3 separate regions of the Homo sapiens genome follow, and all the other regions are linked to region 1. A link is a loop called in an ENCODE intact Hi-C map of the cell type or tissue named here. Cell type or tissue: heart left ventricle. All regions are shown on one strand. Links, peaks and the distances in the headings refer to the core of each region. The heading gives the core; the rest is flanking DNA.

Evidence for each region. Peaks named below come from ENCODE experiments on the same cell type or tissue, not always from the same donor. Only the 100,000 strongest peaks of a DNase experiment are listed, where the experiment ranks them.
Region 2: it touches region 1 in a loop (2.7-fold over the local background); 20 of 110 quality-filtered maps call a loop at or near these places.
Region 3: it touches region 1 in a loop (2.2-fold over the local background); 18 of 110 quality-filtered maps call a loop at or near these places.

Annotation. Positions count from the first base shown.
Region 1 is chr12:119,774,760-119,784,983 of GRCh38, reverse strand. It overlaps CIT (citron rho-interacting serine/threonine kinase), which reads left to right. Exons shown (of 48, transcript NM_001206999.2): 11 at 1-24; 12 at 933-1,076; 13 at 2,347-2,466; 14 at 8,142-8,312; 15 at 8,576-8,626; 16 at 9,145-9,198. Among named protein-coding and RNA genes, the nearest start is that of MIR1178, 66 kb to the right of the region's middle. RefSeq lists an enhancer at 9,148-9,749. In heart left ventricle, for the core only: a CTCF peak has its summit at 3,969 (motif pointing right); a DNase peak (open chromatin) is centred at 123.
Region 2 is chr12:119,700,802-119,711,104 of GRCh38, reverse strand. CIT (citron rho-interacting serine/threonine kinase) reads left to right here. Exons shown (of 48, transcript NM_001206999.2): 38 at 485-565; 39 at 719-854; 40 at 2,787-2,926; 41 at 6,650-6,742; 42 at 9,147-9,255; 43 at 9,353-9,481; 44 at 10,280-10,303. Among named protein-coding and RNA genes, the nearest start is that of MIR1178, 7.8 kb to the left of the region's middle. In heart left ventricle, for the core only: no CTCF peak of the experiment used is centred there; a DNase peak (open chromatin) is centred at 6,857; H3K27ac peaks cover 1,306 bases.
Region 3 is chr12:119,689,713-119,700,015 of GRCh38, reverse strand. It overlaps CIT (citron rho-interacting serine/threonine kinase), which reads left to right. Exons shown (of 48, transcript NM_001206999.2): 45 at 1,962-2,040; 46 at 2,178-2,357; 47 at 9,562-9,865. Among named protein-coding and RNA genes, the nearest start is that of MIR1178, 19 kb to the left of the region's middle. In heart left ventricle, for the core only: a CTCF peak has its summit at 4,738 (motif pointing left); no DNase peak of the experiment used is centred there; H3K27ac peaks cover 1,621 bases.

The sequences.
Region 1 (10,224 bases), core at 1-8,000:
GACTCTCAGGACAAGTGTCACAAGGTATTTATTTCCGCAGCCGGCCTCCTTCCTTGCTCCAGGATCCTCCCGTCCGTATATGCCAAGGGATCCGCCCGGGGCCGCTGCTGGCTCTGAGCCGCCTGATCCGTAGAGAGTGAGGCGCTCCTGCCTTCGCTGAAGTCGCGCCTCCAGCAGCTCAGAGGGAGATGAATTCGGGCCTTGCTGTTGCTGTAAATCCTTTAAATCTAAACCAGAGGAGGCCCTGGATTTAAACAGTCCGTTTCTCAGCATGACCCAGCCAGATGTCTGCTTCTTCCGGCAGGTGGCCTGGGTCCTCACCTGTGGCTGAGATACATCCCATCTGCTTTGAGTGATGCGAAGTCTCTCTTCCTAGTCTTTTAAAACTCCTGCTTATGTCACTGCGGCCACTGTGTTGATTACGCTCAACGTCTCTTAACATTCACTGTTCCTGCCCAGAGGCAACGCTCTGGAAACTAATAAGTCACTGCTTGCCTGGGACTCCTAAGAGTGCAGACGAATAAATATCTCCTTGCCCTGTCCTGGATTTGTCCTCTAGATCTTTGCAAGGAGATGGGGGGGGATCAAGATGGATTTGGGATAAAATTAAAGTGACGTCTGCAAAAACAAAACAAAAACAAAAGCAAACAGGTGAAAAATGATGATTGTGGCTTCCTTGCTAACTGGGTTAGAGAAGTGATCAAGTGTGAACCGGGACTTGAATGAGAGGAGTGACTTAGCATTTGGTGACTGTCCTTAACGAAGAACTGTGCGCTCCTGGGCGAAGAAACAATGGTATTTCCATCCCAACTTAACTTTTGGCGAATTAGCCTTAGCCCAGACCACCAGGTGGTTTCGGAGGCTACTTGAGATGTGATTGCTCCTAATGAACCTCCACGGGCCTTTTTAACCTGTCGATGTGTTTATTTCAGATGGAGCAGGAAATGACCCGGTTACATCGGAGAGTGTCAGAGGTGGAGGCTGTGCTTAGTCAGAAGGAGGTGGAGCTGAAGGCCTCTGAGACTCAGAGATCCCTCCTGGAGCAGGACCTTGCTACCTACATCACAGAATGCAGTGTGAGCCTTCCCTGAAGCCCCCTTCCCTTGGAGGTGGCACTTCCTGTTGTGTGTGTCTCATCCTGTTTCATGATGGCTCCATGAGGCACATCACAGCCAATGGCAGAGAGTAGAGAGAGGGAGAGCACAAAAGCAAGATCTGTGTTTTGCAGAGTAGTGAGAGCCAGGCGTAAGGTCCCCAAGAAATGAGATTGGACTCATTTCCAGCAGAAAGTGCAGGTAGACGGCTGGTACCATGGAGTCTGGAGATGGGAGTAATCCATCTTTGCCGCAAGTTGCAAAAGATCTTAACATCTCCCATCCCAGCCTCTGTGGTCTGCGTTGTGTCTGACATGAGCAGCCTTGAGAACCAGACTCCCAACTATGTACAAGAAAACTTACTTTCAATCTTCCTGACATCAAATTTTCCATTGGCCAGAACCAGTGTAGTGACAAGAAAATAGCCTTGAAAACCCAGACCCTCTGTCATTATTTACCATGTGACTTTCATTTTTTCTTTCCTTCACAAGAGTAGACTGTCTTCTTCTCCATTGTCTTGTTAAATTTTTCATTCAGGTGTTTTTTAATGTGCCCAATTAAACAGTCTCAAGAAGTTGAATCACACATTTCTAAAGTTTTTTTCACAAGGGAGAGGAAATCTATAGAACGTGGCTGATTAAGAATAACTGCTATGTTTCCATTCCAGACTTGGCTGCCTTTCAGTGGTGGGTGAAGTTATTCAGCTATGTATTTCAGATATAGATTTCAGTGCCATTGAAGCATTAAGGGATTCTTATGGATGAAAGGTGTCCAGGAAAAATAAGCCAGGAGGTAGAAATAGACCACTTGGAGTCTTAAATGACAACTGGGCAGAGGATATGAAGTCATTGCTACTTTGAAAGAGGCATATGTACTTTAGGGCCCACAAATAACTGTAGAAAACACTTTGTAGCTATCCACATGGTGGCTGTAATAGCTACTGGGTCTTAATAGGTTTTAGTCCTGAACATGCAAGTAAGTATCTCCTAGGACAGGTAGATGGTGGCAGGAGACAGGCTGATGCAGTTTCCGGCTGGATCCCTAAGGTCACCAGGTTGAGATGATGTTTCTTGAACCAAGGGGTTTTACAGGATGGAAACCGGAGTCGGCAACCAACTGGAAGTTGTGAACTGTGGTCCGTCACTCGAAACTGTCCTGGTGTCTGCGAAGCAGCTTGCAGCTCTCTTAATGAGTCTTTTCAAACAAAGCAGGATCCACAGGGCATCCCTATTAAAATTTTTGCTTTCTGCAGAGCTTAAAGCGAAGTTTGGAGCAAGCACGGATGGAGGTGTCCCAGGAGGATGACAAAGCACTGCAGCTTCTCCATGATATCAGAGAGCAGAGCCGGAAGCTCCAAGAAATCAAAGAGCAGGTAGGCCTGCTTGCCTGGGAGCACAGCAGCATCTCGGCTTGCTTGGACCTCTAATTTCAGGAGAGGCGTGTTTGAGAGAGAAATAGGAAGAAAGGGAGAGAGAGAAAGGGTGGGGGCAGAGTGGAAGAGAGACAGGTATGTAGGTCATTCAGAAACTTCAGATTTCTCATAATTTATATACATCATAGAATGCTTGTTCCAGCTCCTTTTGAAGCTGATACCCCATAATGTCTGCTTTTAAAAATAAAGATGTAGGTTTAGAGCAAGAGTGGGCAGACTTCAGCCTGTGGGGCAAAGCTGGTCCAACACCTATTTTCTATGGCCCACAAGCTAAGAATGGGGTTACGTTTTTAAACAGTTGGAAAAAAAATCAAAAGTAAAACAATATTTCATGACATTTGAAATTTATATGAAATTCAAATTTCAGTCTCCATAAATAAAGTGTTTTTTTTTTGGAACACAGCCATGCTTGGTAATTTGCATATCGGCCCTGGCTGCTTTCAGGCTACAGAGTCAGAGGTGAGTGGTTGTTACAGAGACCATGTGGCCTGCAAAGCTGAAACTACTTACTATCTGGCTTCTTACAGCAAAAGTTTGCCAATCCCTGCTTTAGATGGTTAAAAACAATTAAATGTTTTAATAGCTTCTCAGATGCACTTTTAAGTTTTTGAGTGAAGCCAGGCTAATTCATAGTTTTACTTACATAAAGAAATATTCTAGAAGAGAAATTTGAACCATTCTGGTCAAGGTCAAGTCAGGATTAACACTGCCTATCTGAGTGCAGAAGGCTGTCCCCTGTGTTTTCAGAAAGGAGAATCGAGACCTTTAAAAAGCCCACTCTTTTTTTTCTTTCTAAACGGGTTTTCTTTCTAAATGGCTCATTTTTGTATTGCCTCATTGTTTCCTTTTTAGCATGGATTTTTGTGTCTTTTGAAAAACTGTAAATAGAGACTTTAATGAAGAGATGGCAATGAGCAATTGGAGAGCTGAACTATCAGCTGCCAGGCAACTCTCATTCACTTCAGAAAATCTAATGGAAACACTGATAGAAATGAACATTTCTGTCTCTGGGTAGCACAAACTTAGCCATCTGGCTGGAGCTAATGCAAGAAACTTCTGCAAATAACTCTATCCATTAATTACTCTTTAAAAAAAGAATTACTGTCTTTGGAGTTTTGTTGGCATATTTATCATCTGAATATTTTAAAGTTGTGATCAGTTAATATTCTGTTGCTTGATAAAAACATTATAAATAAACGTGCATAGGACGGAAACCCTGTAAAGGATCATCAGATCTCTGAATAATGCAGTCTTAGAGGTTTTGAAGGCTGCACATTGGCTTTGAGAAATCTGCTTTGACAGTTGACTCATGCTCCTTTTATCAACATAGTTTTTCATCCTAAAAGTTTCAAGAGGTAGGAATCATTTTCTCCCATTAGTTCAACATACCTGGAAATTTACTTTTGGTGACATCCTGGGGAAATGAAAGCTGTGTTTGGCCACCAGAGGGAGCAGCTGGTGTCCATAGATTCCTTAGAAACGGAATTATCAGGACGTTTTGAAAAGGTGTATGTTGGTGGCCGAGTTCAAAGACACGTCTTTTATGATTCATACCACAGTTGGCATGCATGTGGAGTCTTAGATTTAATGACTGCTAAAAGTTCCATTGTGGGGAAGAAACGTGGTTTCAGATTTGATTTTTCATCGGAACAAGGATTTATTTTATGACTTTTGGTAAGTTTTGTGAGAGCAGGATGTTTGCAGACTGGGAGAAAGCTTTTAATGCTTGCAGCAAACTTTCAGTATTTAGTTTGTGGCATATTGATTTTTTCTAGACTTGGGATTTATTCCCTGATCTTTCTCTTAAAAATCTAACTTTCTATATCGCTCTTTATTTTTTTGAGATGGAGTCTCGCTCTGTCACCCAGGCTGGAGTGCAGTGGTGCAGTTTCGGCTCACTGCAGCCTCCACCTCCTGGGTTCAAGTGATTCTCCTGCCTCAGCCTCCTGAGTAGCTGGGACTACAGGTGCACGCCGCCACACCCAGCTAATTTTTGTGTTTTTAGTAGAGATGGGGTTTCACCATGTTTGTCAGGCTGGTCTCGAACTCCTGACCTCCTGATCTGCCCGCCTTGGCCTCCCAAAGTGCTGAGATTACAGGCATGAGCCACTGCACCTGGCCGGCTCTTCATTTTTTTAAAAAATATTTTACTTCCACCTAGCTACCCCCTCTAGAATATTTAGATTTGGTTTAAAAGAAAAACACCTCAAAGACTCATGTGAAATTTGATTCCTAGATCATTACTAGCAATTTCAGCTTCTTCCTTGCTCCCCTACTCAGGAAAGGAGACAAAAGTGTGGGTAACACAAAAGTCACTTGTGTTCCATGGTTTCTGAGTGAATTGCATCATACCTGATCCTTCCTCCCCACAAAATTCTGAAGCTCCATTCAGAAGACTTGCGTTAGGTGGGCCTTGAAACCTGTCTGCAGTTCCCCATCCTGACCTGACTCACACCTACCAGTCTTTCATTCCATCCTGAGATACCACAGCTCTCTCTCAGCTGATCTTGCAAACAGACCTGATGATCACCTCTCAGGTTTTTCCTGAAGCAGGGATTTGGTTAGCTGCTAGATTTATAGGATTTCCTTGAAGTATCCTGCACAATATCAAAGGATCCACAAATGAGTTAGAATTTTCTTTTGATGCTTGTAGGAGACTGGGTGCCCCGAGAGCTTGGAGAGCTGACAGAGTGGTTGCCTGATTCCTGCCTTCCTCCCTCTTATGTGCTGACAGCTCAGGGAAGAGAGATGTTGGGGGGAAGGAACAGACACTCTGTCCTTGCTCTTGACAAAACACAAAAATTACATTCCCTTCTCGCCGACATAAATTCAAGAAAGAAAAGTGAGCTTGAGGACAAAAGATGCTCAAGATTTGGTGTCCATGCCTGTAGCCAGGACTGGCTTTCCCATTAGCTCTAGCAGGCACGGTATCTAGGGACCACTTTACTTTTAGGGTCTCACAAAATGTTTTAATTTTTTCATCAGAAGAAAAAAGTTGGGCTTAGGTCAAAGACACTGTTTTCATAGATGATGTTAATATTTTTGTATTTATAGGAGCACAACTGTAAAATGTAATTTTTAATTTTAATTTTTATGGAGGAAGGCAAGACAGGCTCAGTGCTCACAGTTATGAAAGCCATAATATGGCTCTGCTTGAGGGGGTCCAGAAAAACCGATATTCCATTTCACATACAGCTCATGTTCTGGCCTGTGAATTAATTAATTAATTAATTAATTTGAGATAGAGTCTTGCTCTGTCACCCAGGCTGGAGGGCAGTGGTGTAATCTCAGCTCACTGCAACCTCTGCCTCCCAGGTTCAAGCAGTTCTCCTGTCTCAGCCTTCCAAGTAGCTGGGATTACAGGTGCTCACCACCATGTCTGGCTAATTTTTGTATATTTTGTAGAGATGGGGTTTCACTATGTTGGCCAGGCTGGTCTTGAACTCCTAACCTCAAGTGATCCGCCACCTCGGGCTCCCAAAGTGCTGGGATTACAGGCGTGAACCACCATGCCCGGCCTGCCCTGTGAGTTTAGATAATTGTGAGCAGGTTATAAAGATCTTTGGTTATATAATCCAGCATTGCCTGCTTAGTATGCATGACCCAGGAAACCTGTGTGCCCCATGATTCTGAGGATTGACCTTCAATAACAGTATGCTTTTGGGTGGGAGAGAGTGAAATGAGACCCGTGTTCCATTTTGGGCTGTTTTTTCCTTTCTCCTTTACAGATAATAGAGGGAGAGGTGTGCTTGCATGGAAACCATCCAATTTTCATAAGAGCAGCACATCCCCTTTAATATGCTCTGGGGGGGGGGCGTCACCTGCTACAATGGGATAAAAGGTTTCCTTTATACCCTGTTATTCAAAAATTGCAATTTATCAGTTAAAAGAATATCCTTGCTCAGTCGATTATTTCTTGGGAGAAATATTCAAATATTCCTCACCAATTATTTCTTGGGAGAGTGGATCTCAGAGATGTTACTGAATATTGTGATTTTTAAAGACATTCTTGATTCAATTCCTTGTTCATTTCGTTTTGTATCTCTCTCGTCCTCACCCCACAAGTCACCTTGGATTACATAAATGCTCATTCATAATCCTTATACTTAGCCTTGATTTTTGCTAACACAGAATATTTTTATACTTTGTCCAAAAGTTTTCAAAATCACTGGCCATTTCTTTTGGTGAGCCCAGTTCTGAGAAACTTCAATGTAAATGTTTTGATTTTAGAAATGCATTTTGGAAAAGGTTGGGCTGTTTGGATCACTTAAAGGGTTTGCTCAAGGGAACAGGAAGGTTCTTTCCTTGGAATTTTTCTCACAAGTTATTTTGACCGAAGCCAGTGTTTTGTGACTCTTCCAGATTTCAGGGTGACTTGCATTGCAGGAGTGATGTTACGGTCATCATTCAGTTTTGAGCCCAGAAAAATTAATGGTGAGAAACTGACATGATGAGTTTCACCTTCCAGAATTCTTTCCACTGAGATTTTCAATTACCCTCTTGTGCTGTCTGAAAGGTTAATTTTAAAACTAGTACCATATCCAATTTGTGTTAGGAGCACATGACTTCTAAAGGACAAGTCTATATAAATGATTACCCTTGGCGGAAAACTACATGTAAGCAGTTTATCCTTGTTGTTTAAAGAACATCCCTTTTGGCTCTCCTGTGTTAGGCCTTAAGGTTCTGTGCATTTCGTATGGTGTGATTTGCATGTGTGTTCCCGGTGGTTTTGCTAATGACATATGCTCTACATTAAAAGTGTTTTTTTTTGTTTTTTTTTGTTTTTTTGAGACGGAGTCTTGCTCTGTCACCCAGGCTGGAGTGCAGTGGCGCGATCTCGGCTCACTGCAACCTCCGCCTCCCGGGTCCAAGCGATTCTTCTGCCTCAGCCTCCTGACTAGCTGGGATTACAGGCGTCCACCACCACACCTGGCTAATTTTTGTGTTTTTAGTAGAGACGGGATTTCACCATGTTGGCCATGCTGGTCTCGAATTCCTGACCTTGTGATCCGCCTGCCTCAGCCTCCCAAAGTTCTGGGATTACAGGCATGAGCCACAACACCCGGCCAAAACAGTTTTAAGGTTTAATATTTTTTTCTCCCTCATCTTCACCCTACACTTCTCACCTTTGCCTACTTGGTGCCTCATTCTGGGTCCATCTTTCTACTCCCCTCGTCTCTAGGTCTGTAGGTTGTTTTTTTTTGAGACGGAGTCTTGCCCTGTCACCCAGGCTGGAGTGCAGTGGCGCGATCTCGGCTCACTGCAACCTCTGCCTCCTGGGTTCAAGCGATTCTCCTGCCTCAGCCTCCCAAGTAGCTGGGACTATAGGCCCGCACCACCACACCCAGCTAATTTTTGTATTTTTAGCAGAGACAGTGTTTCACCATGTTGGCCAGGATGGTCTTGAACTCCTGACGTCAGGTGATCCACCTGCCTTGGCCTCCCAAAGTGCTGGGATTACAGGCGTGAGCCACTGCACCTGGCCAGGTCTTTTCTTTGCCAGTCTCTCTTCACTGTGCATCTTCCCTGTGTGGTTAATACTCTTCCATCCTCACTGCCTGTCTATTCTTTTCGGAGTTCGAAAGTTCTCTTTTATTTCATTGCCTGCTCTTTAGGAGTACCAGGCTCAAGTGGAAGAAATGAGGTTGATGATGAATCAGTTGGAAGAGGATCTTGTCTCAGCAAGAAGACGGAGTGATCTCTACGAATCTGAGCTGAGAGAGTCTCGGCTTGCTGCTGAAGAATTCAAGCGGAAAGCGACAGAATGTCAGCATAAACTGTTGAAGGTAGTCAGCCACCCTCCAGGAGGGTGCTTTTTGGGTAAAATTGTACATGATCTTAGCAAGAAAAAGGAGAACCTAGTTTAATGAGAAACAACCTAGTTTGAGAAATAGTAGGATACCTTGGAAAACTCTTGGTCTTTATTTACAGAAGATAACATTATTCTTATTTACTATTATTATCTTGGTCACAGAGACCAAGAAAGTAGTCTACACGACTTTTTTAGGTTGTTGAGATTTCCCAATATGTTGTGTCTTTTTAATTACAGGCTAAGGATCAAGGGAAGCCTGAAGTGGGAGAATATGCGAAACTGGAGAAGGTATACTTTCCATGATTGGTTTTGCTATTAATATTTTGGGTAGATAACTTTTTTCATGTTATTATCAGTGGCCCATCATTGATGAAGAGTATTCTTCATCAATGAATAGAGACCTCTCTTCGAGGCTTATTTTGATAGTCCACCTTTGGGTGACCACATATGACTTTATGGCTCTAAAAGAGGTAAAAGACAGCTCATTTTTGTCACACCTGCCCACAGCAACAAACCCAGACACTTAGTAAAAAGTATAGGAAAATTGTTATTGTTTTAAAGGACTGAGCGACTTTCTCTTTTTGCCATTTGTATGTTGCTGGTCCTACATGCATCATCAACATGGAGCTTTGCACTGGGACAAAGTCTTCCCTGAGAGGCCACTGTTCTTCCTCTCCCTTAATAGGTTCTGGAAACCCAAAGAAAAAGACCCCATAGAAACCTCAAGAGAATAGGACTGCAATAAATGTAGCAAGATGTTAATGCTGATTTGCCTTTTGCTTTATTTCCTGGGATTTTAATTATAGATCAATGCTGAGCAGCAGCTCAAAATTCAGGAGCTCCAAGAGAAACTGGAGAAGGTAAGCCCAAGGTGATTTTTCAGGAACTTACCCCCCACCACCTCCTTTCCAAACATCTTTGCCTTGTCCCAGAGCACGAAAGATGAAAGAAACAGAATTAGTCACCCAGCGCTGAGGAAAATGAAGGGGGAGTGAGCGATTACCTGAAAATATCAGAGTTCTGAATATAGTTTTTCCTTTTGAGACATGTCAGCAGTGTTTATTTTTAAAAACCAAGCTGTGTGAGACTCTCAAGTAAAAGTTCTAATTATACTACGACAGAACCCAAGAGGCCTGCATCTCTCGCCTCAGGGGGCCTGGCACCTCATTTATGCACATTTGTAAGAGAAGTAGTTCCCCACCCAAACTGCTTTCTGCCAGCAGGAGGCCTGCCCTGCAGAAGGCTGGAGGAGCCATGGGGTTGTCACGTGATTGGGAAGGGGCGTGGATTTGGTTTATAGCATCCTGCAAAGTTTGTGCTAATGGCCCTTTTATTTCATTGTTTAATTATTTAATTAAAAAAAATTTTTTTTTGAGATGGAGTCTTGCTCTGTTGTCCAGGCTGGAGTGCAGTGGTGTGATCTTGGCTCACTGCAACCTCCGCCTCCTGGGTTGAAGCGATTCTCTTGCCTCAGCCCCCTGAATAGCTGGGATTACAGGCATGTGCCACCACGCCTGGCTAATTTTTGTATTTTTAATAGACACGGGGTTTCACCATGTTGGTCAGGCTGGTCTCGAACTCCTGACCTCAGGTGATCTGCATGCCTAGGCCTCCCAAAGTGCTGGGATTACAGGCATGAGCCACTGCGCCTGGCCAACTTATTTAACTTTTTTGAGACAGGGTCTCACTCTGTCACCCAGGCTGGAGTGCAGGGCATGATCATGGCTCACTGCAGCCTTGACTTCACACGCTCAGGTGATCCTCCCACCTCCGCCTCCTGGGTAGCTGGGACTACAGGTGTGCACCACTACACCCAGCTGATTTTCTGTATTTTCTGTAGAGATAGGATTTTGCCATGTTGCCCAGGCTGGTCTCAAACACCTGGA
Region 2 (10,303 bases), core at 2,106-10,105, 76 kb after region 1:
GTGTACAATAGGCCCGCGACTGTGTTTCTTACGAGCTTCTGCCTGCCTGGGTTCAGGTAAAGAGATGCAGAGGCGTGCTGGCTCGCTGCTAACACGGCGCCTTTGCACTTCTGCTGCAGCCTTATGGGGGAAGGAGTCTTTCATGTGTCTTATTAACCCTGCGCAGGTGAAATCTCCTTAGCTTCAGCTTATTTCTTATTACAGAATAGCTTTCCATGTCTACTACCCTCCCTTATTTCTGCATCCCAGCCAAATTATAACTCAGATGCTAATTAACAGCTGCCCCAGAGATACCAATAGCACTCGCATTTTGCATTTGGAGCTCAGATCAAAATACGGGCTGAGCTAAGAGCATATGTGCGTTTCTGAGCATTTCCAGGAATAACTTGGCCTTAACCTTCTCTTGGTTTCTCTGGATGGTTTGGTCATAAACAGATCAGCCTCACGATGTCTTCTGTTTTTCTTTTCTTTCACCTATGAAAAGAAACTGCTTGGAAACTCCCTGCTGAAACTGGAAGGTGATGACCGTCTAGACATGAACTGCACGCTGCCCTTCAGTGACCAGGTAATGCTTGCATGGGCACGGCCAGCTGGTGTCTGGTTACAGCCACACCCCATCAAGAAAGAAAGGGCTGTGGAGGCCTTGTTGCTCTTACTAGAGATTGTTCTGGTGACGTGACCGTGCTTATGTTCTGCCTTCGGACTTCTGCCCTTGCAGGTGGTGTTGGTGGGCACCGAGGAAGGGCTCTACGCCCTGAATGTCTTGAAAAACTCCCTAACCCATGTCCCAGGAATTGGAGCAGTCTTCCAAATTTATATTATCAAGGACCTGGAGAAGCTACTCATGATAGCAGGTGTGAGGCCAAGGACATGGTGTTTTTTCTTTACTTTCAAGGGAGCCAATATGTTGAAGCCACGTTTCATGCTCGTAAAACACAAAATAGTAGAGAGGAGCCGTTGTAGCTCTTATCTCTGTGTCCCCATAGATGCCCAAGCCTCAGCTAATGGACCCCCTCTGTCCAGATTCAGTTCCCTTCCAGTATCCAGTTTAGCACAGTCTGACATTCCCAAAGAACATCCCACTGTTAGGCCAAGTGAAGAGTGCTAAGCCTCGAAGACTATCTAAAGCCAAACCCTTTGTCCTGATTGCAACGAAACCACCGTGGGCCCTGACCTTCTGAGAGCTTGCTTGCTCTGTTAACTCTGTGATCTCTCTCAAGTCACCATTTGCTAATATTTTGTCATAATTTTTTTCTCTGTCTTCTTAACACACACACACACACACACACACACACACACACACACACACACACACACTCTCTCTCTCTCTCTCTCTCTCTCTTTCCTGAACCATTTGAGAGTTAGTTGCAGGTATGACGCCAAGTTCTTCAGTATATCAACCTAAGGATTGAAGACATTCTGTCACATAACCAGGGTACAGTTTATTTCTCTCTGTCTGTGTTAGTGACATTATTTTTAAAGGGGAAAAGAGTAATATATCGATTCAGTGTTCAAAACAACAACAGTTAGGTCTTGTTTCAGGCATGGCTGGATCCGGGGACTGACATACTATGGACAAGAACTGGCCTTTCTTAATCTCAGCTCTTTTTCCTCCGTCTCTTCCTCTCTTCCTTATTTTATTCTTTAGAGCAGTTTTAGATTCACAGCAAAATTGAAAGGTACAGAGAGTTCCCATATACCCCCGTTCTCATATATGCATAGCCTCCCCCACTACCAACATCCCCCACCAGAGTGATACGTTCGTTAGAGTCAGTGAACCTACATTGACACATTGACAGTGACACATCATTGTCACCCCAAGTCTACAGTTTACATTATAGAGTTCTTTCTTGGTGGTATACATTCTATGGGTTTTGAAAAACATATAATGACATGTATCCACACATAGAGTATCATATAGAATAGTTTCACATACTATAATTTCTGCATTTAGGAAATTTACCCTTACTATAATACAAGTATCCGCTATGCTGCCCATAATTGGATTTTACCTGTGGCTTCTATAATGTCCCAGAATTTGCATTGCATTTAATCATGTCTCTCTAGTCTCCTTTAATCTGAACGGTTCCTCAGCCTTTTGTCTCTCCTGACATCCACATATTTGGATAGTCCAAGTCTGTTTTTTCATAGAATGCCTCCTCATTCCTCCCTCACACATTCGTTCTTTACTTTGCTGGGGAGCATGTTTGAAAGTACAGTTCACATTCTCCAATTTTATGTCTGCAGAATTCCACCCTCCTCAGAATCTTGACTAAAAGGCCAAATGTTATTGTCTTAGATTTAAATCATGGACTTGGGCCGGGCGTGGTGGCTCACGCCTGTAATCTCAGCACTTTGGGAGGCTGAGGCGGGCAGATCACAAGGTCAGGAGTTTGAGACCAGCCTGACCAACATGGCGAAACCCCATCTCTACTAAAAATACAAAAAAAAATTAGCCAGGCGTGGTAGCATGCACCTGTAATCCCAGCTACTCAGGAGGCTGAGGCAGGAGAATTGCTTGAACCCAGGAGGCAGAGGTTTTAGTGAGCCGAGATTGTACCATTGCACTCCAGTGTGGGCAACAGAGCAAGACTCTGTCTCAAAAATTTAAAAAAAAAAAATAAATAAATCATGGACCTAAAATGTGTTTATATGGATTTGTGGAAAACTCAGATCATCTGTGTGGCCTCTTGTGACTTTTACTTGTGACTAGAACTAGAACCACCATCCCGTACCTTTACTTAACGGCTTCACACTGACGAGAGGTTGTTCCTTTTCCTGTTCAGGAGAAGAGCGGGCACTGTGTCTTGTGGACGTGAAGAAAGTGAAACAGTCCCTGGCCCAGTCCCACCTGCCTGCCCAGCCCGACATCTCACCCAACATTTTTGAAGCTGTCAAGGGCTGCCACTTGTTTGGGGCAGGCAAGGTAAGCTCCCCTCAGAGTCCTAGCTGGTGGAATGTTCTGGAAATTGACACTACCTCTCTTCCCACAGAGCTCGTTGATTTGACCTTCAAGATAGTGTCAACTTAAATAACAAACAGAGAGGGGCTCTCTTGAAAGAAAAGAGATTGATTTGGGAACAGGGCTTTGCAATGGGAATACACGTGCCATTGTAAACTATGTGGGTATCTAGGGAGATAAAGGAAGACAGAGGTTTGTAAGTGAGGATTCCATAGTCTTTTTGAAATAATTATCCTTGGCTTCAAAGATTAATAACAAGACTGACGCTTGTCTAAGGTTGGACAGATAGTCACTGGGCGGATGTCCTTGCAGAAGTATTTTTTGTGTAAGATTGCAATGGCCTGGCCGGGCGCGGTGGCTCATGCCTGTAATCCCAGCACTTTGGGAGGCCGAGGCAGGTGGATCACGAGGTCAAGAGATCAAGACCATCCTGGCCAACATGGTGAAACCCTGTCTCTACTAAAAATACAAAAATTAGCTGGGCACGGTGGCGGGCGCCTGTAATCCCAGCTACTCGGGAGGCTGAGGGAGGAAAATGACTTGAACCCAGGAGGCGGAGGTTGCAGTGAGCCGAGATTGCGCCACCGCACTCCAGCCTGGTGACAGGGAAAAAAAAAACAGATTGCAATGGCCTTTGTGGTTTTCGTCGAGTCTCTTTTTTATCAGGCACACAAGTGTGAGAATCCTCTCTTCATGGCCTCCTCCTGCTCTAATGTCAGCGTTTTGTTAACATTGGCAGCTCCATTTTGATTCTGACAACTTTCACAATTGTACATCCTCAAACTAGGTTAAATTTCTGTTGCCTCCTTTAGGCACGTGAAATAATTTGTGTAGCCATGAAATTTGTACAGGTTTTGAATCTAAAATAAATGTCTGAGAGCAAAATGGGAATAAAATTAACAAAACTAGAAGGATGATCCATAATTTAAAAATAAGTGTGTTTGCATGTGCGTGTGTATGTCTGCTGTGTCTGTGAGAGAGAGATGAACCTTAAAAAAAATCTAATGTGGATCTCCATGTCTGAACTAGATGAAAGTATGTTTCATTACTAGAAATTTAAAAATTCGAATTTATGACATTTACATAACAAAGTTCATGAGAACTCAAGTTAATTCATTTGTAGCTTCTGGCATATTGAAAAGTGGCACATAAAATACCTTTGTTTGCTTCTTTAGTCAAAAAGTCAAAAAATAACAGATGCTGGTGAGGTCGTGGAGAAAAAGGAACACTTATACACTGTTGGTGGGAGTATAAATTAGTTCAACCATTGTGGAAGACAGTGTGGGGATCCTCAAAGACCTAAAAATGGAAATACCATTCAACCCAGCAATCCCATTACTGGGTATATACCCAAAGGAATATAAATCATTCTATTATAAAGTCACATGCATGTGTATGTTCATTGCAGCCTACTCATAATAGCAAAGACATGGAATCCACCTAAATGCCCATCAATGGTAGACTGGATAAAGAAAATGTGGTACATATACACCATGGAATATTATGCAGCTCTAAAAAAGAATGAGATCATGTCCTTTGCAGGAACATGGATGGAGCTGTAGGCCATTATCCTAAGCAAACTAATGCAGGAACAGAAAAACAAATACCACATGTTTTCACTTATAAGTGGGAGCTGAATGATGAGAACACATGGACACATAGAGGGGAACACACACACTGGGGCCCGTCAGAGGGTGGAGGGTGGGAGGAGGGAGGGGATCGGGAAAAATAACTAATGGATACTAGGCTTAATACGCAGGTGATGAAATAACCTGTACAACAAACCCCCATGACATGAGTTTATTGATACAACAAACCTGCACATGTGCCTGTGAACTTAAAAGTTAAAGTAGAAAATAATAAAAAAGAGTGTTTGCGGGTATATATACATGTACATGTATAACTTTAATTAAGTCTGAATCAGGTGTTTATAGACCCCCTGAGGCTACTGGCGTTCTGCTGTTGAAAACCATCGCATTTTGACCCTCAGAAGAGAGCACACTGCACATTTGTTCATTCAGCCGCTCAATCAACATTTTTTTTTTTTTTTTTTGACACAGAGTCTTGCTCTGTCACCCAGGCTGGAGCACAGCGGCACGATCTTGGCTCACTGTAGCCTCTGCCTCCCGGCTTTAAGCGATTCTCCCTCTTCAGCCTCCCAAGTAGCTGGGACTACAGGCACGCACCATCACAGCAGGCCAATTTTTGTATTTTTAGTAGAGACAGGGTTTGACCATGTTGGCCAGGCTAGTCTCGAACTCCTGGCCTCAAGTGATCCACCCACCTTGGCCTCCCAAAGTGCTGGGATTACAGGCATGAGCCACTGCACCTGGCCAAAATTTTTTTTTTTTTTTTTTTTTTTTTTTTTTTTGAGACAGAGTCTCACTCTGTCACCCAGGCTGGAATGCAGTGGTGTGATCTTGGCTCACTGCAGCCTCTGCCTCCCAGGTTCAAGTGATTCTTCTGCCTCAGCCTCCTGAGTAACTGGGATTACAGGCATGCCCACCATGCCCAGCTAATAAAAATTAGTTTTTTAAATTAGAAATTATTTTCATTCTAATATCTGAACTGTTCAAAAAATGTATGGAACATATATGTAAATCATAAAGCCTAATAATGTCGTAAGCATCCACACACTCACTACCCAGTCCAAGAAATAGAACATTGCTAACAATTTCCCTTTTCTTGTGTGTTCCTCCCTTATCCCGGCCCATCTTCATTCTCCCACTGTACCAGCTGCTGACCTTCGTGCCAGGACTAATTTGAGCAGTAAGCCTCATTTGGTGAATGATAAACATCTGGTTGTAGCAGGAGACGTTAAAAGGGTTTCAGCTGTTCTAGAAAAAGAGCGTTTTGATGTAGAACTCTGCACGTGTATGAGTTCTTAGCTAAGAACTTTTCCTTTTGGATTGAAATTTTCTCTAAATGTGGGCCGGGTGTGGTGGTTCACACTTGTAATCCCAGCACTTTGGGAGGCCGAGGCAGGCGGATCACTTGAGGCCAGGAGTTCGAGACCAGCCTGGCCAACATGGCAAAACCCCATCTGTACTTAAAATACAAAAATTGGCCAGGCATGGTGGTGCGCACCTGTGGTCCCAGCTACTTGGGAGGCTGAGGTGGGAGAATGGCTTGAAGCCGGGAGGTGGAGGCTGCAGTGAGCCGAGATCATGCCACTGCACTCCAGCCTGGGCGACAGAGTGAGACTCCGTCTCAGAAGAAAAGAAATTTTCTCTAAATTCGTTTAGCAGTCTCTACCACCTTTCCTCTCCCTTCCCTCATTCTGTCTTCTCCCTCCTCACAAGGGAAGTTTGTCAAAAGATTCTGTCTCCAGCAGAAGGCACATGTGTGGGAAAGGTGTGTGGTGTCAGGTGCCTCCCTGAGGCCTTCTCTGGATCCCAGGTAAAGCCTTGGTTCTCGACCAGGGGTAATTCTGCCTTACCAGGGGACATTTGGTAATGGCTGGAGACATTTTTGATTGTCACACATTGAAGTGCTGCAGGCATCTAGTGGGTCAAGGCCAGGGATACTGCTCATATCCTGCGATGCCCAGGACAGCCCTCCCCCCACCACACAGAATGATCTGGTCTGAATCATCAATGGCGCTGAGCCTGAGAGCTTTTCCTAGTTTTGCCCCACAGCCGGTATCACACTGGTGACAGTCTTTTTCTTTTCTTGGTTGCTTTTCAGATTGAGAACGGGCTCTGCATCTGTGCAGCCATGCCCAGCAAAGTCGTCATTCTCCGCTACAACGAAAACCTCAGCAAATACTGCATCCGGAAAGTAAGTCCTGGGCCTTGCCTTGGTTGAACGTGGGAAAGCCAGTCCTGCTCTCTCAGCGAGCCAGTGTGGAAAGTGCACTGTCCTGGGACACAGCCTGTACTGGGTTCCTTCTACCCTGCGGGCCTTTAGCCTGGGGTGACCTCTGTCGTCAGCGAGATCCTTCCTTTGTGGAGGATTCCCCAGGGCCACTAGTAGCTGCGGTTTCCCTCCTGCTTTTCTTCTCACATTTGCGAACTGCCTCCCCATCCAGCCCAGTGAGTTCAGCCTTTTGTTAGAACAGAAAGTTGACTGATAGGAAAAACCAGTGGAAAAAAAAAAGGGGGGGCTCTTTCTAAGATCCTAGCAGTCCCAGGTAGCACTTATCAGAATCTTTCTCAAATTCTAGAGGTGTCTATTAATATAACCTTCTGCAATAACCAGTGCTAGCAGTATTTTGATATGTAATTAGGGAGCTCCTTCTTTTCGGAGCAGAGTGAGCTGTGATGATGACTGCAATATGGACGAGATGTGTGTTAGATCCTTAAATCTGCCTGGCTTCTGGAGAATGCTGTCTGATGTCCCTACCTCGGAGTGTCCCACTCCTCCTAAGCCTGATATATTTCTGGTGCTTTCATGATTAGTCTCAAAAATGAAATGAGGCTGGGCATGTTGGCTCAGGCCTATAATCCCAGCACTTTGGGAGGCCGAGGAGGGTGGATCACTTGAGGTCAGGAGTTTGAGACCAGCCTGGCCAACATGGTGAAACCCTGTCTCTACTAAAAATACAAAAATTAGCCGGGCATGGTGGCGGGTGCTTGTTATCTCAGCTACGTGGGAGGCAGAGGCAGGAGAATTGCATAAACGTGGGAGGTGGAAGTTGCAGTGAACCGAGATTGCACTACCGCATTCCAGCCTGGGCAACAGAGCAAGACTCCATCTCAAAAAAAAAAAAAAAAAAAAAAGTGAAATGAAGGGTGAATAATATATAAGGGTCATTACCTGTTAGAGAAACTGTTCCATTCTGGGCAGGGTGGTGTTAGTTTAGTTGGTGTGTTCATTGGGTGCCCACCCTGTAAGGGACTGAACTGGCTGTTTTACAAGCACCTTTCACCACAGTTCTGAAAAGCAGAGACAGTTATTCCCAATTTTCAGGTAAGACAACTGAGGCTGGCAGAAAATCCTCAGTTACAAAGTTGAGGCCAGAACTGAAGTTTGATTTTTTTTCCTAGCATTTCACTATATCGTGCTTCCTCAAAGTTTTCCCATACTTAGTAGGTGACCAAGAAATATTCAGTGATGATGATAATGCTCACTAGAATTTGAACTGTTAGCTTCAGGAAAATTCTCAGAAATCATTGCTTCTTTATGATTCCCGGCCACACATTTTGAATAGGTGTGCCTGGTTTTTTGATGACATTAGGATTGGCCTAAAAACAACTAAAAATAATCAGGAAGCAGGTAATTAAGATGACAATAATGATGATCATGATGATGACTGCATAGGTAATATAGGTTCAAACTAGAAACTTAGAAGCTAGCAAAAAGAAGGAAACCAAAACCATTGCTGCTGACCACCACTGTTAATAGTTGTTGTATTTTTCCTGTATTTTTTTTTCCTGTGATAAGAATGTTGTATTGTTCAAGATCTGTCTCTTCATTGGAATGCTGTTTCTTTCTTTTCTTTCTTTTTTTTTTTGAGACAGAGTTTTGCTCTTGTCGCCCAGGCTGTAGTGCAATGGCACTATCTCAGCCCACTGCAACCTCTGCCTCCCGGGTTTGAGCGATTCTCCTGCCTCAGCCTCCTGAGTAACTGGGATCACAGGTGCACACCACCACACCTGGCTAATTTTTTGTATTTTTAGTAGAGACGGGGTTTCACCATGTTGGCTACACTGGTCTCGAACTCCTGACCTCAGGTGATCCACCTGCCTCAGCCTCCCAAAGTGCTGGGATTACAGATGTAAGCTACTGCGCCCAGCCTGGAATGGTGTTTCTGACCCCACCTTTTTTTGGCTGCAGTTTGACCTTGTTTTCTTAGTTTTGGGTTGCATGGAACAATAGGAAGAGAAAACAAATGGATCACTGTTCATCCTGAGAGGCATGAAAGGTGAATGGGGCGTGTGCAGTGGCTCAAGCTTGTAATTCTAATGCTTTGGGAGGCTGAGGTGGGAGGATTGCTTGAGCCCAGCAGTTTGAGGCTGCAGTGAGCTATGATCACACCACTGCACTCTAACCTAGGTGACAGAGCGAGATCTTGTCTCCAAAAAAAAAAAAAGATGAATGGCTCTCTATGACAACGTGAACAAGCTTGGTGACAATGTTCTCCAGGGCTTGGCTAGATGCTGTAGGCAGAAGCAGAACAGCTGTGGACCTTGGCTGCCCTGTGTTACCTCTCACATCCTTCTCTTCTGCTCTCATGTCTCAGGAGATAGAGACCTCAGAGCCCTGCAGCTGTATCCACTTCACCAATTACAGTATCCTCATTGGAACCAATAAATTCTACGAAATCGACATGAAGCAGTACACGCTCGAGGGTAGGACCCACCTCCACTTTCGCACCCACCCATGGCTCAGGCCGCGCTGAGACTCAGAACTCACTCCTGAAGCCCCGCTTCTCGCCTGCCTTTACAGAATTCCTGGATAAGAATGACCATTCCTTGGCACCTGCTGTGTTTGCCGCCTCTTCCAACAGCTTCCCTGTCTCAATCGTGCAGGTGAACAGCGCAGGGCAGCGAGAGGAGTACTTGCTGTGTTTCCACGGTGAGTCGTGGCTGCGCCCACTGCCCTTTTGGGTCCTCATGGACACTAGGGACCCATGAGGGGTTGGAGGAGGGTACATGGAGCTCTGGGGCAGGATAGGTTTGACTAGGGGTACAGAGAATGTCCTTCCAGCACCACCAAGTCCCCTTGGGGATGCTCCTCTCCATCACCAGATACTAGCGTGGTCTAACTTTATCACATTCTCTCCAAAGAGCAGGCAGTTTTTTCCTCATCCATCCCTTGCCTTTCTTTCTCTCCCTTTCCTTTCTCTTACTCTGTCCTCATTTCGTCCTCCCCTCCCTTCCCCTCCCTTTCCATCCTTCTATCTGTCCTTTTCTTTGTTGCATTCTTTCTTTTCTTTCTTTCTTGGGTCCTCCCCTCCCCCTCCCCATCCCCTCCCTCCCCTCCCCCTCCCCATCCCCTCCCTCCCCTCCCCCTTCCCTTCTTTCCTGAGTCTTTCCGTCTTTCCCTGTCTGTCCTCCTTCCTCCGGATCGCTTCATTCCCCTCTCTCTCTGTCTCTTTCTCTTTCCCTCTCCTCCTCTTATTCCTTTCCTTCTTTTCACTTGAGTTCTCTTTCTTTAATAAAATTTAATAAATTAAAATAAATTAAATTTAAAAAGTCCCTCATTTTTAATAAAGCTGAGAGCTGGCTCAGCAGAGGGCCTCTGGTTTTCACAGTCAGTCCCATCTGGCCAGGGGTCCCTGGGCTCTGCTCCTCATTCTTCCATCACCATGTGTGTCGCTGATGCCCCTGCTCTTGGCTGTGCTAATGCCCACGTGCTCTTGACACCTTGCAGAATTTGGAGTGTTCGTGGATTCTT
Region 3 (10,303 bases), core at 87-8,086, 85 kb after region 1:
CTTGTACTAATCTTTTTGCACTTGTTAGATAGCACCCCCTGATTATAAGCTCCTAAAAGTGGAACTGTTGGATCAAAGACTAAACACACATACACATACAAGTATGTACATACGTATCTGTGTGAATGTTCTGAAATGCCGTCGTGGCCCAGATACCCTTCGAGGCTATTTTGTTTCTCTCTTGCTGCATAACAAGCCATCTGAAAGCTTAGTGACTTCAAACAACAGCTTATTATTGGCCCCAACTCCGTGGCTTGACTGGACAGTTCTGCTTCATGTGGTATCAGCAGGGCCACTGGGACAACTAGAAAGCCCAAGACAGGCTCACAAACATGGCACGCAATGAGTGCTGGCCATAATGTGGGCGCTTAGCTGCGGCTGGTGGCTGGAGGCCTTGTTGCTTTCCACGCTGGCTTCTTCCAAGAATATAGAAGCGGAAGCTGGCAAGCGTGCTCACTTCCACCACGCTCTACTGGTTAGAGCAGACCGCAGAGTCAGCCCAGATTCAAGGCCAGGGAACTGCACCGGGGCACGCATACCAGAGCCCATGACTTTAAAAGTCTAATACCAAGTCTTGCCACAAGGAATAATAGTGCTTTTTCCCTTTAAGGCAGAAAATATTTCCAGTCCTGTGTGCTCTAGTTTCAGTGACACTGTCATGCAGAGATAGAGTATTAAGAAGACCAGCAATGTCTAAATAGCTGTGAACCCAGTCTTTTTTTTAAAATAGAACCCAGTCTTTTTTTTTTTTTTTTTTTTGAGTCGGATTTTCACTCTTGTTGCCCAGGCTGTAGGGCAATGGCACAATCTCAGCTCACTGCAACCTCTACCTCCCGGGTTCAAGTGATTCTCCTGCCTCAGCCTCCCAAGTAGCTGGGATTACAGGCGCCTGTCACCATACCCGGCTAATTTTTTCTATGTTTAGTAGAGACAGGGTTTCACCATGTTGGCCAGGCTGGTCTTGAACTCCTGATCTCAGGTGATCCACCCGCCTCGGCCTCCCAAAGTGCTGGGATTACAGGCATGAGCCACCGCGCCCAGCCCGAACCTAGTCTTTTTAAAAATTGAATTCTTTGAAGATGTTTACAATCAGTTTTAAAAGGTATACAATGAAAAGTCTCACCCAGAGAGTCCATCTCCCAAATTCTCCATCGCTATTCCTCCAAAGAAAAAAAAGCTCATATGAGTTTCTTGTCCTTCCAGTACTTTATGCAAATACTAGCACATAAAATATATATATTCTTTTTTCCAGCTTTTTAAAAATCAGTAAGGCAGAATACTTCCCACATGATTCTGAACCTTGCTTTTTGCACTGAGCAGTGTACCTTGGGCATTCTTTCATATCTGTACAAAGAGAGCCTTTTCATGCATGTTTACAGCTGCACAGAATTCCATAGATGTATTATAATTTTTTTTTTTTTTTTTTGAGACAGAGTCTCCCTCTGTTGCCCAGGTCGGAGTGCAGTGGTGCCATCTCAGCTCACTGCAACCTCTGCCTCTTGGGTTCAAGTGATTCTCCCGCCTCAGCCTCCTGAGTAGCTGGGATTACAGGTGTACACCACCATGCCTGGCTAATTTTTGTATTTTTAGTAGAGATGGGGTTTCACCATGTAGGCCAGGCTGGTCTCGAACTCCTGACTTCAGGTGATCCACCTGCCTTGGCCTCCCAAAGTGCTGGGATTACAGGCGTGAGCCACCACGCCCAGCCAGATGTATTATAATGTATTTAGCCAATCCCTACACTGTACACTTGAGTTGTTTTCCATCTTCTGCTGTAACAAACCACACGGCAGTGAATATCCTCGAACATGCATGACTGTTCTGGCGCATAGATATGTATTTGTTGGGTGAGTTGCTTTACACAGGATTGCTGGGTCAAAGAATGCATTGCAGTCAGATTTTGATTTTCCCTCTTTTCACCATTCTTTGGCCCACACTGTGCCTGCATGGTGATCACACAGCCTACAGAGAACCCTATCTGTTTGTGACCCACTTCAACTCACTCGAAGTAATTGAGATCCAGGCACGCTCCTCAGCAGGGTAAGCATTGTCCTCCCATGCGTGGAAAACTTCAGCTATTGGGGTAGGTGTTGGGGCCGGCCGCATGTTCCTTCCTAACTTGCCTAGCAATGGAGGTAGCCTGCAATGAAGGTAACTGGAACTCTGGGACTCTGCAGGACCCCTGCCCGAGCGTACCTGGACATCCCGAACCCGCGCTACCTGGGCCCTGCCATTTCCTCAGGAGCGATTTACTTGGCGTCCTCATACCAGGATAAATTAAGGGTCATTTGCTGCAAGGGAAACCTCGTGAAGGAGTCCGGCACTGAACACCACCGGGGCCCGTCCACCTCCCGCAGGTAACCAGCTTCTCCTCTTCCTCAGTACCAGGGGCAACGTGCTTTTCTGCAAGGCAGAAGGAAGTGATACTAAACCAGTAGAATGTTTCCCAATCTTCACTTTGTTCTTAAGCTCAAACCATTCATTTGTTTGCGATCTGCGGCACTGAAATAACACAGACCATTATGAGCATCAGGAGAATTAGAAAATACCACCTTGCAAAAGTCAGAGGGGAGAGGTCTGATCTTTCTCTCCTGGGTATTTTCATTGGCTTGGTGAGAAATGGAGCACAAATTAGGCATTTATTGCTTTAGCAGGTATTCTGCGGTGCTAGTTGTTGGGCTTGTGGGGGAGGGAGAATGGTGAATAAAGCAGATGTAGCCCCTCCCTGATGGCACTCACAGCCCAGTGGGAGAGATGCTGGCAATCAGAGATTAAGGCATGGAAGGATGAGGCCCTGGTGGGGTGGTTGAAAGCCTGGACGTGGAGGTGAGGGAGGATTTCCCATCAGATACGAGGTGGGGGCAGGGAGACCAGTGAGGGGTGCTCAGGCAGGAGGGAAGGCAAGCCATGCCTGGAGGTCCAGAGATGTGAGGTCGTGAGAGCAGGTCAGGGACTCCTGGCCAGCCTCGTGCCTTCCCTGGAATGCGAGACCTCCTGAACAGGATTGGACTCAAACAGCCATTGATAAAGAAGCAGTTAAATAAATTAAAGTACAGCCCTGGGAAGGAATGTTGTGCAGGCATCTGGGGAAAAGAATGAAGAACTCACACTGACATGGAGCAATCGCCAAGACACATCAAGGTACAGGAGAGTATGCAGATATGCTGCCACTTGTATTAAAAAGGAGGGGAGGTGGTGCGGTGGCTCACACCTGTAATCCCAGCACTTTGGGAGGTGAGGGCTGGCAGATCACTTGAGCCCAGGAGTTCAAGACCAGCCTGGGCAATGTGGTAAAACCCTATCTCTACAAAAAATACAAAAATTAGCCAGGTGTGGTGGTGTGTGCCTGTAATCCCGGCTACTCTGGAGGCTGAGGTGGCGGGGACTGCTTGAGCCCTTGAGGCGGAGGTTGCCGTGAGCTGAGATCACACCACTGTACTCCAGCCTGGGCACAGAGTGAGACCCTATCTCAAAATCAAAAAAGGATGGGAAGGGCACTTCCAGAATTTCAGAGTAAGGACCTCTGATAACCTGTTTCTCCATAAAGGCAACGGGACCACTGGCAATTATCAAAATCAACTTTTCAGAGCTCTGGAAATTAACCCTAGCCCTCTGAGTGGTCTCTGTCAAGGCAGAGTCAAACCAAAAGAGTCAGGAGCACATGGGTATTTGGCACCTCTGCTTTTCCAGCAAGTTCCTGGGATCAAAACCACATTGAACAAGCATGTTCCAAAAAAAGGCCTCTTCTTAAAAGGCATTCTTTTTAAATTTTACTTCTTTTTGAATTGATAATCTAACCACAGGGCACAGAATTCAAAGGATAAGAAAGGTGTACAGTACAGAGCCTCTCTTCTGGGTCTCTCTTGCCTCCTAACTCTCCTCACTCCCTCTCCCCAGGTCCCCACCTGGGAAGGAACCAATTTTTTGAAGTTTTTGTGTTTCCGTTTAGGGATCCTTTATGCCAATACAGCCAGCCCTCTCTGTCTATAGGTTATGCCTCTGTAGATTCAATAAACCATGGATTGAAAATATTTGAAAAAATAATTGTGTTTGTACTGCACATGTTCAAGCTTTTACAAATTGTCATTATTCCCTAAACAATATAGTATAACAGCTATTTACAGAGCATTTACATTGTATTAGGTGTTATAAGTAATCTAGAGATGATTTAAAGTGTACAACAGGATGTGTGTAGGTTATATGCAAATACACTCCCCCTACTTTTTTTTTGGGACAGGGTCTCTGTCATCTAAGCTGGAATGCAGTGGTACCAGCTCACTGCAGCCTCGACCTCTGGGCTCAGGTGATCCTCCTACCTCAGCCTGATGAGCAGCTGGGATTACAGGTGTGTGCCACCACACCCAGCTAATTTTTGTATTTTTTGTAGAGATGGAGTTTTACCATGTTGCCCAGGCTGGTCTCAAACTCCTGGGCTCAAGTGATCTGCCCGCCTTGGCCTCCCAAAGTGCTAGGTTTATAGGCTTGAAGCACTGTGTCTGGTCCTACACCATTTAATATAAGAGATGTGAACATCCATAGATTTTGGTACCCACAGGAAGTCCTGGAAGCAGTCCCCCAGGCCACCAAGGGACAACTGTACAACCAAATGTACAGTCAGATCCACTGCCCTGAGAATGGGTCTTTTCCACGGAGCGTCGCTAGGCAGGTCAGATAGCAACAGTTTTCTGGGGATGGGGCTTTTTGGGGAGCTTCAATCCTGATCTGCTCCCTCTAGTGGCTACTAGACTGCTGGTTTTCACAGCTACTGTGGTTCCAAGGACATTGGTTTCAACTCTTCCACAGATCTGGGGAGAGGGGAGTGGGTATGGGGCAAGTTGAATGTCACAAAACATTCGGTTCTTGCTGAGATTCCTTTGTTTTTCTTGCATAAACACTCTTTGAATTGTTGCAGGCCTTTTTTGCAACATGCTTGTTCAGTGTGGTTTTGATCCCAGGAACTTGCTGGAAAAGCAGAGGTGCCAAATACCCACGTGCTCCTGACTCTTTTGGTTTGACCCTGCCTCGAGAGTGGCCGCGCAAAGGGCTAGGGTTAATTTCTAGAGCTCTGAAAAGTTGATTTTGACAACTGCCAGTGATCTTGTTGCTTTTATGGAGAAACAGGTTGTGAGAGGTCCTTAGTCTGGCATTCTGGAAGTGCCCTTCCCCTCCTTGTTTATTTATTTTTTATTTTTATTTATTTATTTTTTTTCGAGGTAGGGTCTCACTCTGTGCCCAGGCTGGAGCACAGTGGCGTGATCTCGGCTCACTGCAACCTCCGCCTCCTGGGCTCAAGAGAGCCCCCGACTTCAGCCTCCCCCCGAGTAGCTGGGACTACAGGCGCCCGCCACCACACCTGGCTAATTTTTGTATTTTTTGTAGAGACAGGGTTTTACCACATTGCCCAGGCTGGTCTTGAACTCCTGGGCTCAAGCAATTTGCCTGCCCTGGCCCCCCAAAGTGCTGGGATTACAGGTGTGAGCCACTACACGCAACCACCCCTCCTTTTTAATACAAGTGGCAGCATATTCTGCATACTCTCCTGTACCTTGATGTGTCTTGGCGATTGCTCCGTGTCAGTGTGAGAAGTAGTTATTCATTCATTTCTCCCCAGATGCCTGCACAACCTTCCTTATCAGGGCTGTACCTTAATTGGTTTAACTGCTTCTTCATTAATGGCTGTTCGAGTTGTCTCCAATCTGTTGCTGCAATAAATGACTTTCTCCTTACGTCATTTTACATGCTGAGGAATCTATCTGTAGGATAAATTCCTAGAAAAGTGTGGGTGAATGGGTGATGGCTGATGTGGATTTGTAAATCTGATGGACAGTGTGGAGTTTTCTGCCCTGAAGGCTTCTCCCATTTGCCATCCCACCAGCTGCGTGTGGAAGTGGGACTGGCCTCGTCTTGACACAGTGCTAGGAGCTAGATCCAGCTCGAGGTGTAGGAAGTTTGAAACCTTGGCCTGCAAAGAAGGTCTGAGATTATTTAACCCCGGGAATAAATGACCTAAGATAATCTTCTGGATTATTATAAGGTGTGTCTACCTTCTAAATAGTTATGTGGACTCCATACCATGTGCCCGACATAATGTCTATGGCTGGGGATACAGAGATGTAGAAAGCATGTTCTTATATTCCAGGAGCCCATAATTTGGTGGAAGAACCACAACTAATATTACAAAATACCAAGATCTTGGGCAAGACTGTCCTAATGAATAATCTCTCTTTTGTTGATGTATAGGAGTTAATTAATCTGAAATGTTTGGTTAGTGTGGTTTTAACCTGAGGAACTTGCTGAAAAACCAGAAGTGCCAATAATTAAATGCTCCTAACTCTTGGCTTGGCCCTGCTTCAAGAGTGACTGCTCAGTGCACCACAGTCCTCCCCTGAAAATGTCTAGATCTTTTTTAAGTAGTTCCCAAGTCATGCCAGAAACACATTGAAATATTGTAATTAGATTTTTTTCCTCCGTTGCCTCACTGGATAGGTGGCCAGGCACCTTGCTTTTGAGATTATATAGTCTCTCAAAGGAGTTGCTTACTGTGCGATCAAAACAGTTCCAGTTCCTGAGAACGAGGGGCAGAAAAGTGTTTGCTTTCCTGTGGCATGTCTGGAAAATCAGTAGTTGGTTATCTCTTGGCTTATAGAATGATCTTTTGGTCGCTGACTTCTTTGGGCAGTTGAGAATGTAGAAGGTTGGCTTTCTGGGTCTGATTCACTGCAGGCTTCGTTGCCCTGGTCTGTTTAGCAGAGCAGGAAACGTAACTCCTTGCCAAAAAACCATAAAATTGATGTGGTAGATTATGGGTCATTAATGGATAAGGAGATGGAAGACTGCCCACTTGGCTTGGAATGACGGGTGTGTTCCTTCCTCCCGTTAATCTCAGCTGACGTCCTGAATGGCCTTCCCTTGAGCAATCCTTCTTCCCCTGGCCAGTGAGCACCCTCTCATTTGTTTTATGATAGTTTCTTGTGGACACATCTTATCATTTCTTTTCCATTACAAGTAGGCTTAATGTAGTTCTCCTACTCGGAATTTATTTTTTTGTTTGTCTTCCAGATTTCAAAGCCATATGGCTAGAGATGAATATAAACCTTGATTTCAAGATGTTGAAATCTGAGTTATCTTAAATCTTACTGCTGCAGAGACAGGGGTTCTGGCCTTCTGAGCATTCGTTGTCTGAATCTCCAAACGTTACAGTTGCATGGGAAAGCAAGAGCATGGCATGAAACTATTCACTATGAACTGAGCCCTTATGAAATTATCTCTGCACACCAACTTCTCTGTTATATTGTAGAGGAGGAATTGGCAAACTTTTTCTGCACAGGTTTAGATGGTAAATATTTTCGGCTTTGTGAGCCATATGGTCTCTGTCTCAGCTGCTCAACCCTGTTGTGGTCATGCGGAAGCAGCTGTAAGACAATGCATAACCAGATGGGCATGGCTTCATTCCAATAAAACTGTATTTATAAAAACAAGCATCTTCCGGATTTGGCCCTCAAGCCTGTTCTAGAGTCTCTCCTTCCACAATAAACACTGTCTTTGCTGTCGCTTCTCAATTATGGACGTTGACAGAAGAGGTTCTGATACAGTTAGACCAATAATTGAAGAAAGAAATGAACAAGTTGATAAAATTATAGCCTCTTCCAATGAGAAGGATTTAAATATCAAGGATTAAGATAGTCCTTTGGGAAAACACTTTTCTTGTTTTAATTTTTAGTTTTAGTTTTTTAGAAGCGGGGTCTTGCCATATTGCCCGGGCTGGTCTTGAACTCCTGGGCTCAAGCAATTCTCCTTCCTTAGCCTTCCTAATAGCTAGGACTACAGGCATGCATCACTGTGCCCGGCTTTTTCAAATATTTTTGAAGAGCCTTCTTTAGGATCCACTGCAAAAGTCCAATGTGTCCAACGTTGGTGTCAGAGCATGTTAGCAGCAATTTTGTTGAGACAATTAGCACAAAACAAATCATTCTGTGATTCATGCTTGGTTCATTTTTGGAATCAGCATGTAATTGCATTGTAATTTAAATACTAAAAATATCTAGCATAAAATAAGTTTATATTCCAAGATAAAGCCTCAATCAAACAAAATATGTTTTCAAGTAATATTCACTGTAATTTTTTTCCTCCATTTTAAGTAGGGCCTTTTCCAAGCACAAATTATGCTGAGATAATAGGGACCCTAGTACTTTTAGAGCTGATCAAGGGTGGGAAAGAATTGACTCAGAAGGCCACATTTCAGTTCTCTCTGTGTTTGTAGGTCTTACTACATCTTCAGAGAGGGAGTTTGGCCCCTGGGTCTGCTGAAATCTTCATTTGAAATATCCAGGCCAGGAGTGGGTGGAGGATTGGGTTGGGTTGTACAAAAAGGCCGCAGTGTTTTCAACTGCTTGGTTACTAATTATCAACCTTTGAGGCCTGGGACGTTTTCTGAGCCCGCTTTACTTTGTCTGCCCTGCTCAGTTTCCTGACTCTATCAGGCCTGATCCCTACACCTCTCGGTCGTCTTATTGTCATGACTGAGAACCATCCACCTTCTGAGCATCTGCATTTGCATCAGGTGTCAGAGACTCTTGGAAAGCCACATGGGGGCAGAGGTGACCAAACACGAGGCCCAGGAGTGGGACAGACATGGCAGTTAACAGTGATCAGTACAGGGTTTCTCCAAACTGCTTCCTTGCACTGAGGGCCTTTGTGGGTCCCTGACTTCTGGGTCTTAGTAGGCTGACCTCCTAGTTGATGACTTCCTTCTGTGCCTTCTAGGCTCTGGGAAATAGTAGGTCAGTAGGATATTATATGGGGCTTATGACATCAAACTGGTCTTTTTTTTTTTTTTTTTTTTTTGAGACGGAGTCTTGCTCTGTCACTTAGGCTGGAGTGCAGTGGTCCGATCTTGGCTCACTGCAACCTCCGCCTCCCCAGTTCAAGCAATTCTCCTGCCTCAGCCTCCTGAGTAGCTGGGACTACAGGCACACGCCAACACGCCCGGCTAATTTTTGTATTTTTAGTAGAGACGGGGTTTCACCATGTTGGCCAGGCTGGCCTCGATCTCCTGACCTCGTGATCTACCTGCCTCGGCCTCCCAAAGTGCTGGGATTACAGGTGTGCGCCACTGCGCCTGGCCTATCAAACTGGTCTTTATTGGAATCCCAGCTCTACCACTCATTAGCTCAGGCAAGTCACCTAACTCCTGTCTGTCCCCATTTTCTTGCCTGTACAGTGAGGGTCATGCTTGTTCATAGCTCAGGAGCTGCTGTGATGATTTAATGAGATAATGAGAGATGGCAGATGAAGAACTTAGCACAGGCCTGGCACACAGTAGGTGCTCAGTAAATGAAAGCCTGCACTGAGGAAGGTGGGTTGTCTTTTGTTGCCATCTTTGCTCTCTTCCCTGTCTTTGCTACCAAAATCAAATGCAGGCAAAGTCCAAAGAACTCCAGGTCTAATCTCTTGATAATCAGTGGTGAGGCTGGGTCAAGGAGGGGGTTGCTCAGGTAAGAAGGAAAATGCCCCTCTGGGGTTGTGGCCTCGCAGCTCCCTACGTTCCTCTTGTGTCGCCAGCAGCCCCAACAAGCGAGGCCCACCCACGTACAACGAGCACATCACCAAGCGCGTGGCCTCCAGCCCAGCGCCGCCCGAAGGCCCCAGCCACCCGCGAGAGCCAAGCACACCCCACCGCTACCGCGAGGGGCGGACCGAGCTGCGCAGGGACAAGTCTCCTGGCCGCCCCCTGGAGCGAGAGAAGTCCCCCGGCCGGATGCTCAGCACGCGGAGAGAGCGGTCCCCCGGGAGGCTGTTTGAAGACAGCAGCAGGGGCCGGCTGCCTGCGGGAGCCGTGAGGACCCCGCTGTCCCAGGTGAACAAGGTGAGGCAGCATTCCGAGGCCTGTGTGTCTGTTGCGGAGGCCAGGAGTGACTTGGGGAACTGAGGCCCCCACGGGGCCACTGTTGTTTAAAAAAGGAACTCCATGACTGTAATTCAGACTTTGCGAGACACAGGAATTTAGGAAGAAAATGTACCTTAAGAAATAGCTTCCTGGCCGGGCGTGGTGGCTCACGCCTGCAATCCCAGCACTTTGGGAGGCCGAGGCGGGTGGATCACGAGGTCAGGAAATCGAGACCATCCTGGCTAATGTGGTGAAACCCCGTCTCTACGAAAAAAATACAAAAAATTAGCCGGGTGTGGTGGCTGGTGCCTGTAGTCCCAGCTACTTGGGAGGCTGAGGCGGGAGAATGGCGTGAACCCGGAGGGCGGAGCTTGCAGTGAGCCGAGATCGCGCCACTGCACTCCAGCCTGGGTGACA